Regions from separate parts of the Homo sapiens genome. Here region 2 is linked to region 1. Evidence: chromatin contacts called from ENCODE Hi-C data. All regions are on one chromosome and are shown on one strand. Each heading gives the region's core, a stretch centred on a gene start or an enhancer-like site at or near the end of the contact. The rest is flanking DNA. Distances are from core to core; before and after follow the strand shown. Region 1 holds the start of TTF1 (transcription termination factor 1). Region 2 holds the start of MED27 (mediator complex subunit 27).

The links. Hi-C counts contacts between places; a loop is a spot of excess contacts on that map. Pooled maps may share reads with other maps.
Region 2: a loop to region 1 is called in a map of B cell, with 11 times the contacts of the local background. The contact joins the promoter of MED27 here to the promoter of TTF1 in region 1. A Hi-C loop is called at or near these places in 3 of 168 maps with a recorded cell type or tissue (B cell, CD4-positive, alpha-beta T cell and naive thymus-derived CD4-positive, alpha-beta T cell), 3 of 37 single-sample maps with no recorded cell type and 9 of 50 pooled maps.

The regions. Positions count from the first base shown.
Region 1 is chr9:132,404,463-132,408,305 of GRCh38, reverse strand. TTF1 (transcription termination factor 1) reads left to right here and starts at 1,466. Exons shown (of 11, transcript NM_007344.4): 1 at 1,466-1,516.
Region 2 is chr9:132,077,657-132,081,234 of GRCh38, reverse strand. MED27 (mediator complex subunit 27) reads left to right here and starts at 1,368. Exons shown (of 8, transcript NM_004269.4): 1 at 1,368-1,593. The coding sequence starts at 1,391. RefSeq lists an enhancer at 1,192-1,471.

The sequences.
Region 1 (3,843 bases), core at 217-2,716:
CATTTGAAAAAAAAAAAAAAAAGCTTCCCAGGTGATTGGTGCAGTTGGAGGAGGATTGGAAACCACTATTGGAGTTTTCCTGAATCGATACTGGATGATATCTAATCTCTCCTCTAGTGCCAGCCTTTTGTGGGTTCATTCATGCATCACTAGCACCACAAGGCTCTGGGTAAGTGGGGTCACCACAGAACACGTGACACCAATGACGGACCTGGACTTCAAGGCCTTCCATATCAACAGTGGACAACACCACATTTACAGACTTCTCCAGACGGAGCTCCAACTGCACGTCCACATCCCAGAGCAGCCCTTGCATGGCAACATGAGTACATACATAGGCTCATCGTTTCTCCAACCTGCTTCCCTTCCAGACTTTCACGGAAGCATAGTTTGTGCATTTTTTAATCAAAGCCACTTGGCAGATCACATAGAAGTCAGGTGGAACAGTGAGGGGCAAGATAGTGGAGTAGTAGAAAGAGCATAGGTCTGATTTCTGGCTGGCCCATTTAAGTCACCTTGGACAAGTTACTGTAAACCCAGGTTTCTCATCCACAAGGTGGGGCTAATAATACCTCATTACAAGGATTAAGTGAGAAAACTTGTTGCCTATATCGTATATGTTCACTATCCAAAAAGGTTAAACGTTTGGTTGGTAAATATAATGGCCTCGAATTGATGGCCAGGTTAAAGCTGCCCTTTTGGCTAAGTCTCTTCAGGACTCTGTTGAAATGGGAAGACTGGGATAGATCTCCAAAGCTCCTGCTAACTCTAAACTTCTGAGACTTCATCCAAGCTTAACATCCATCAGCCTCTGCACCAGATAGCCCCTGCAGACCTCTGACTTCCTCTCCCACCCCCTCCCCTGCATTCACATGCATTCACTTAGGCTGGGCGTGTGCGACCTGTCTGTCACCCTGTGGGTTCACTGTGTGGATTCACTCTGTGCTCCAGCTGCTCTGGCCTTGTCCCAGGTCCTCCAGCAACCAAGTTCAGGACTTTTGCACTCACTTCCAGCCTGGAACACTCTTCTGCCTAGATTTTTTGCCTGCCCTTTCCATTTAGAACTCAGTTCAAATGTCACCTCCTCAGTGAGCCCTCTCTTACATCTAAAGTAGCACCCACCGTCCCCTAGTCACTCTCCATCACGTCACCCTGTTTTATTTTCCTTACAAGATAATCTGAAATTATCTTAGTTGATTTGTCATCTGTCTTCCCAAGTTGTTCCTGGAGTTCACCAAAAACTGGAATAAATGGAATGCACGCATGCATTAGTACGTCAATGGAGGGGGATTCTGTCCTACTTTCTTCGTTTCAGGAGCACTCTCTACCCCACCTGACGTCTAAAGGACCCAGAAGGAAAATGGGTAGGCAAATGTGCGCGCCTCCAAGGCCTAGCGGCAGCCGTGTTACCATGGCAGCGTGACGCCGAGGGGGCCGGAAGGCGACGCACTACTACTTCCGCTTCCTCAACAGCAGCACTTCCGGGTTGGGAGAAAGGTGGCGGCGCTTTCGGAGGGTAAGTTGAAAGCGCCTTTGTTGTTTCTGTTTTTCAAAATGCGCGCGTAAAAACTCAGCGTGGGGTGGTGGGTTTCCCCGTCTTCTGGGAGACCCGCCTTTTGGCCTGAGGTCTCCAGGCCGCGGTCTTTGCCCCAGGCCTTATCTCGGGGAAACTGAGGCTTGGGTGTTTTTTTTTTTTTTTTTTAAAGATGGAGTTTTGCTCTTGTCGCCCAGGCTGGAGTGCGGTGGCGCGATCTCGGCTCACTGCAACCTCCGCTTCCTGGGTTCAAGCGATTCTCCTGCCTCAGCCTCCCGAGTAGCTGGGATTATAGGCGCCCGCCACCAAGCCTAGCTAATTTTTGTATTTTTAGTAGAGACAGGGTTTCACCATGTTGGCCAGGCTGGTCTCGAACTCCTGACTTCAGGTGATCCACCCGCCTCGGCCTCTCAAAGTGCTGGGATGACAAGCGTGAGCCACCGCGCCCGGCCGCGGCTTGGGTCTTTGGGAGTGAGAAGATGCAGAATTCACATCTGGTTAGTTCCTCCAGTCTCAGCCCTGGAGCGCCCACCCGGGAGCAGAGCGGGGTCTCTCTCGCACCCCAAAGGCGGTGAGAGAATCCGGGACCAGGTTTGGGCACGTACCTGCAGAGCGGGAAGTGTATGTTCTGAGTAAGGGGGGATAAATGCATATCCGTTCTCAATATGTATCGAGCACTGACTGGGGAGCCATTTGGGAGCAAGATGGCCAGGATTCCAGCCCTCAAGAAGCCGATCATATTATAACTGCCAAAAGTGCAATGGGGAGCAGCTGGTTGTTGGGAAACACTGTTAACCAGAAAGATGAGACCGGCTAAGGAGTTAGAGAGGTCCTCTTGAGAAAGTGGCTTTCATACTTGGACCAGTTAAAGGGCAGAAAGGTAATGCGGAGGAAGAGCTTTCCTGATGGAATGGGCTGTTTTTGCAAAGTTCCTGAGACGAAAAGGAAGGTAGTGTATTCTAGGAACTGAAAACAGCAGGGTTTCTGAAACCTAGAGAGAAGTGAGAGGTAGAGAGGTGGGCATGGACTTACCTCTGTCCATCTCTAGGCTAGATTATGAAGAAATGAAGACTCTTGCAGGTCTGTGAGGATTTTGACTTTATCTTAAGAATAACAGGGGAACCCTAAAAAGTTTTTAGCAGGGAGAGACTATATATTTAGAAGGTTGTACTGGGCTCCAGAGACCAGAGAGCAGCCTAGGAAGTATTTACAAAAAAGAAGGAAAGGAACTGATGGAAGGGGAAATGTTATTTAAAGAAATCAAGGCCGGGCGCTGTGGCTTACGCCTGTAATCCCAGCGCTTTGAGAGGCCGAGGCAGGTGGGTCACCTGAGGTCAGGAGTTCAAGACCAGCCTGGCCAACATGGCGAAACCCCGTCTCTACTAAAAATACAAAGATTAGCCAGGCTTGGTGGCTTGCGCCTGTAATCCCAGCTACTACTCCGGAGGCTGAGGCAGGAGAATCGCTTGAACCCGGGAGGCGGAGGTTGCAGTGAGCCGAGATCGTGCCACTGCACTCCAGCCTGGGTGACAGAACGAGATTCTGTCTCCAAAAAAAGAAAAAGAAAAAAAGAAAAGAAAAGAAATCAGCCAGTGGGTGGCTCACGCCTGTAATCCCAGCACTTTGGGAGGCCGAGGCGGTTGGATCACAAGGTCAGGAGATCGAGACCATCCTGGCTAACACGGTGAAACTCCGTCTCTACTAAAAAATACAAAAAAATTAGCCTGGCGTCGTGGCGGGCACCTGTAGTCCCAGCTACTCGGGAGGCTGAGGCAGGAGAATGGCGTGAACCCGGGAGGCAGAGCTTGCAGTGAGCTGAGATCACGCCACTGCACTCCAGCCTGGGCGACAGAGCAAGACTCCGTCTCAAAAAAAAAAGAAAAAAAAGAAATAATCGGCTTTGCTCTGTTTGTGATTTATTAAGAGGTCCTAAAAGATGGGCCTGAAAAGTGTCTGTTGAAATTTGTGGCTTTAAGAACAAAGGCACTCTTGCTGGAACGGTCTCAGTGGAGTAGTGGGGTGGGAGCTACCAGGATGTGGGTTAATAAGTGGATGAAAGGTGAGGTAATGGAAAGAGTGATTTCTCTTTCAGGAAATGTTGCTGTGAAGGGGAAGAAAGAGAACAGCTGGATGAGACTTTAGGGTTAAACGACAGTTGCATTTTTTTTTTAAGTTAGAGGAGATTAAATATTGTTGGCATTTTGCTAGAAAACGCAGGCTGAAGATACAGGAGAGAGATGAGAGAGAAGATACGGAGAGACCACCATCTCTCTGAGAAGGCAGGAGAGGGTTGGGAGCCAGCACACATT
Region 2 (3,578 bases), core at 119-2,618, 330 kb after region 1:
TTCCAAGTCTGTACTCTTTAAGTACAGACTTAAATATGGCCCTTTGCAATATTATGCTGAAATCTTCCTCTCTACAGCCTTCCTACAACTGGTTATTGTTATTGCCACTAGTTAACCAAGGAGGACTCTTGTCTTGGGTTGACATGAAGGTGAGTTGAAGGTCACAATCATGATCTGCCTCCTGCTCTCCTCTTCTCTGCTCCAAGCTATGCAACCCCAGCTCCTCTAAGGAAAGAACATGAGGACTTGGGCAGGTTCCCTTTAGTAAAAAGATAATAAATTTTCAGAAACCTGTCTATAGCCAACAGGACAAAGAGACATTGAATTTTTCCATAAAGCCAGATTTGGCCAACATTTTGTTGGTTTTATTTAAATCCCAAACCTTCTCTTTCTTCCACAACCTCTATGCTATGTATGTTATTTTCAGAGGTGTGTGTTCACTGTAAACCAGCCACCATTCTACTTTCTGTCTCTAACATTTTGACTACCCTAAACACCTCATATAAGTGGAGTCACACAGAATTTTGTTTTTTTGTGACTGGCTTATTTCACTTAGCATAATGTCTTCAAGTTTCCTCCAGGTAGCATATGTCAGAATTTTCTTGCTTAAGCCTGAAGAATTTTTCATTGTATGCCAGTATCACACTTTGTTTATTCATCAGTTTATGGACACTTGGGTTTCCCCTGCCTTTTGGCTATTTGGTGAATAATGCTGTTATGAACATGTGTACAGGTATTGAGTCCCTGCTTTCGCTTCTTTTGGGTATATGCCCAGAAGTGGAATCTCTGGATCATTATTTTCCTCTTCTTAATTAATAAGCATCTTGGGGGACGATACTTTGAGATTACCTAAAAAGCCTGTTATTTTTCTGACACTTTCACCCACTAGTTTTAGCATCCATCGATTTCTATCTGAATCAATTATTCTAATGGCTGTCAAATGGCAATTTTCTAATTCCATCACTCTTTCTGCATTTATGAGCTGGCATTCTATTGGAAAGAAGAAACTTTCCTTCTCCCCGCTTTATTTATGAATATGGACTCATTTTATTGAATGGGCTATGTTCCTTTCCTTTTTACACTATTGCTCTGAGCAATTCTTTTCCCTATGATTCCCCAGAGTGCAAGTTTGGGGAAATGCGGGAACTTTCTGTATTTCTTTGTCACCATTAAGCAAACCGGGAGTGCAACCTGACTTCCCCAAGTTGAGAAAAATCACTTTCCTGCCCATGCATTAGTTTAGCTCAAGGGGAAACCCTTTTTCGAAAGTGCTTTCTGGGTAGCCCCGCGCGAACTGCATTTCCCAGAGGTCTTCGGAGATACGTCATCAGCGAGCGCGGCTTTTTTGCTTGCGAAGCCGGCTTTGGAGAGCTGCTGTGGCGGCGGCAACATGGCGGACGTGATAAATGTCAGTGTGAACCTGGAGGCCTTTTCCCAGGCCATTAGTGCCATCCAGGCGCTGCGCTCCAGCGTGAGCAGGGTGTTCGACTGCCTGAAGGATGGGATGCGGAACAAGGAGACGCTGGAGGGCCGGGAGAAGGCCTTTATTGCGCACTTCCAGGACAACTTACATTCGGTCAACCGGGACCTCAAGTAGGTACCGGCTGAAGGGGCCGGGGTCGGGGACCGGCCCCGCTCCGACCCTGCCCCTACGTCGCTCGAGTCTTCCCAGGCAGGGGCTGTTCTCCGTTTCCCTTGATCCCTGTTCTTTCTCTTCTTGTTCTCCAAGCCTCTGCCTGTCCCTCAGGGACATCTTAACACCATCCCCGCTTTCTCGTCTTGCTTCTCCTGGCCTCCTGGTCCTGTTTGTCTTCCGCCATCCTCGACCTCTTCTGTGGCGGTTCCATTCCTAACAAGGAGGCATGCTTTTCCCATGAACTTCCACTTCTCTGAGCTTGGCAGGTTTCTCACCTGTAGGCCCTCTGTGCCCCATCACGTCTGATCCGAATGTAGTAATAGTACAGACAGGACCTGGTCAGTCGGCTCCAAACCCAAGTGCACCCGATCTGATTAGCCCCAATTCCCCGGCCCTGAACTTGGACTTCATCAGTTCCACCACCACCCACCCGCAACCACGACGGACCGGCCAGGCCTTGAGCTGTCTTCACCTTTTCCCCTAACCGCTCCCAAACCACCTGATCAGTTTCCTCACTCCCACTCCTGTGGGAGTTCCTTCCGCAGTAGAGACCTACTCTCTAATCTCTTAACCAGTTTAATTACTTATGCTTAACGCCCCTGCTTCTTAATTTGTAGTCTTTTAGGGTTAAGGATTCCACTTTTCCTCCTCTTCCTTACAAAGTACCTTCTTCACTTACACTTTTTAAGTGTTGTAAGAATTAAATGAGAGGATGTTTGTAAAGGGCCTGGCACATAGTAGGCACTTCTTGATTGCTTAGGTCCTGAACTTGCCTTCTGTTTTATAAGAGAGTCAGTCCTTCCCAGGAAGGTTAGAATTTCAGGATTTTTGCCTTTTACTTCTCAGAACTGACCTGAGTAGGGGAAAGCATTTGGTGAGCTAGTCATCCTTTGATTTCTGGACTGGTTGGATTTTTGTTTTTTCAACTTGGTCTCCTTAGTAACCAGATGGAAAGAGGAGGTAGGATGGAGGAGGAGGAGGAGGAGGTGGCCAAATGATGGGTGCCTTTTTGTTTTCCCCCTAAGTAGTTGCCGTAAATCACACAGCCCTCCTCAACGCCCACATCCGCTTGCTGTTCTCTGGCACCGCGCCGAGCACCAGTTAATACTTTCTCTGCTTCAGGGGATGCACTGGCTATTCTTCCCTATCTTCTGTTTTCTTTCCATTTTCTCTCCGAGTTACTTCCCTTTGTAATGTTCAGGATATTATAACCCTTCACCATTTTAAATAGAAACTTTAAGAGTGCTGACATTATCCTTTTGCCTTCTTAAATCTTTGTACAGTAGTGCCAAGAAGAAGGTGGCTGATGATTCCAAAATGAATGTGGCATAAGAAGCTGTTCCTAGAGAGTCTTTTGTTGGCAGTTTGGGACTGGCCCCTCAGAACGTACTCCTGGAATGTGCTCTTGTTGGCTCGCTTTCCCAAGCTTCTCTAGGGTTTTCCTGCTAGACTGAAGTGTGTTTGTTTGACACAGCCACCTCAGTGGTGTCTTCCCATTCCATTTGTTTATTTTATCTCTTCTTTGTTTTGTTAAGTTTTACCATCTGTGAAGCATCATGTACAAATCTATCCCTATGTGAATGATAAATAATCATCATTTAATCAGGTACTTGCTGTTCTGCCAAGTGTAATGATCTGCACGTGGGTCTGAAAACTCTTAGTGAGAGGCAGTGTTATACCACATTTCAAAATTCCAGAAAGTCTCCTCCCCACTGCAGGGATGAATTTGAGTTGTTAATTTCTGATTATGGGGGTCTTATTGATTCTACTGCCCTTACCTTTTTTTTCCTCCTTTGGAATGGCACCAGAAGCTCTGTTTTAAAGTCAGATAAACTCTCATTTAGGGTTTTTTTTTTTAAGTGTCCCAAGTATTTTTTAACCTTTCAAAAAGTATTTCTTCTTAAGGGACTTCTGATGGATGGTTTGAAGAGCAGTCTTTGAT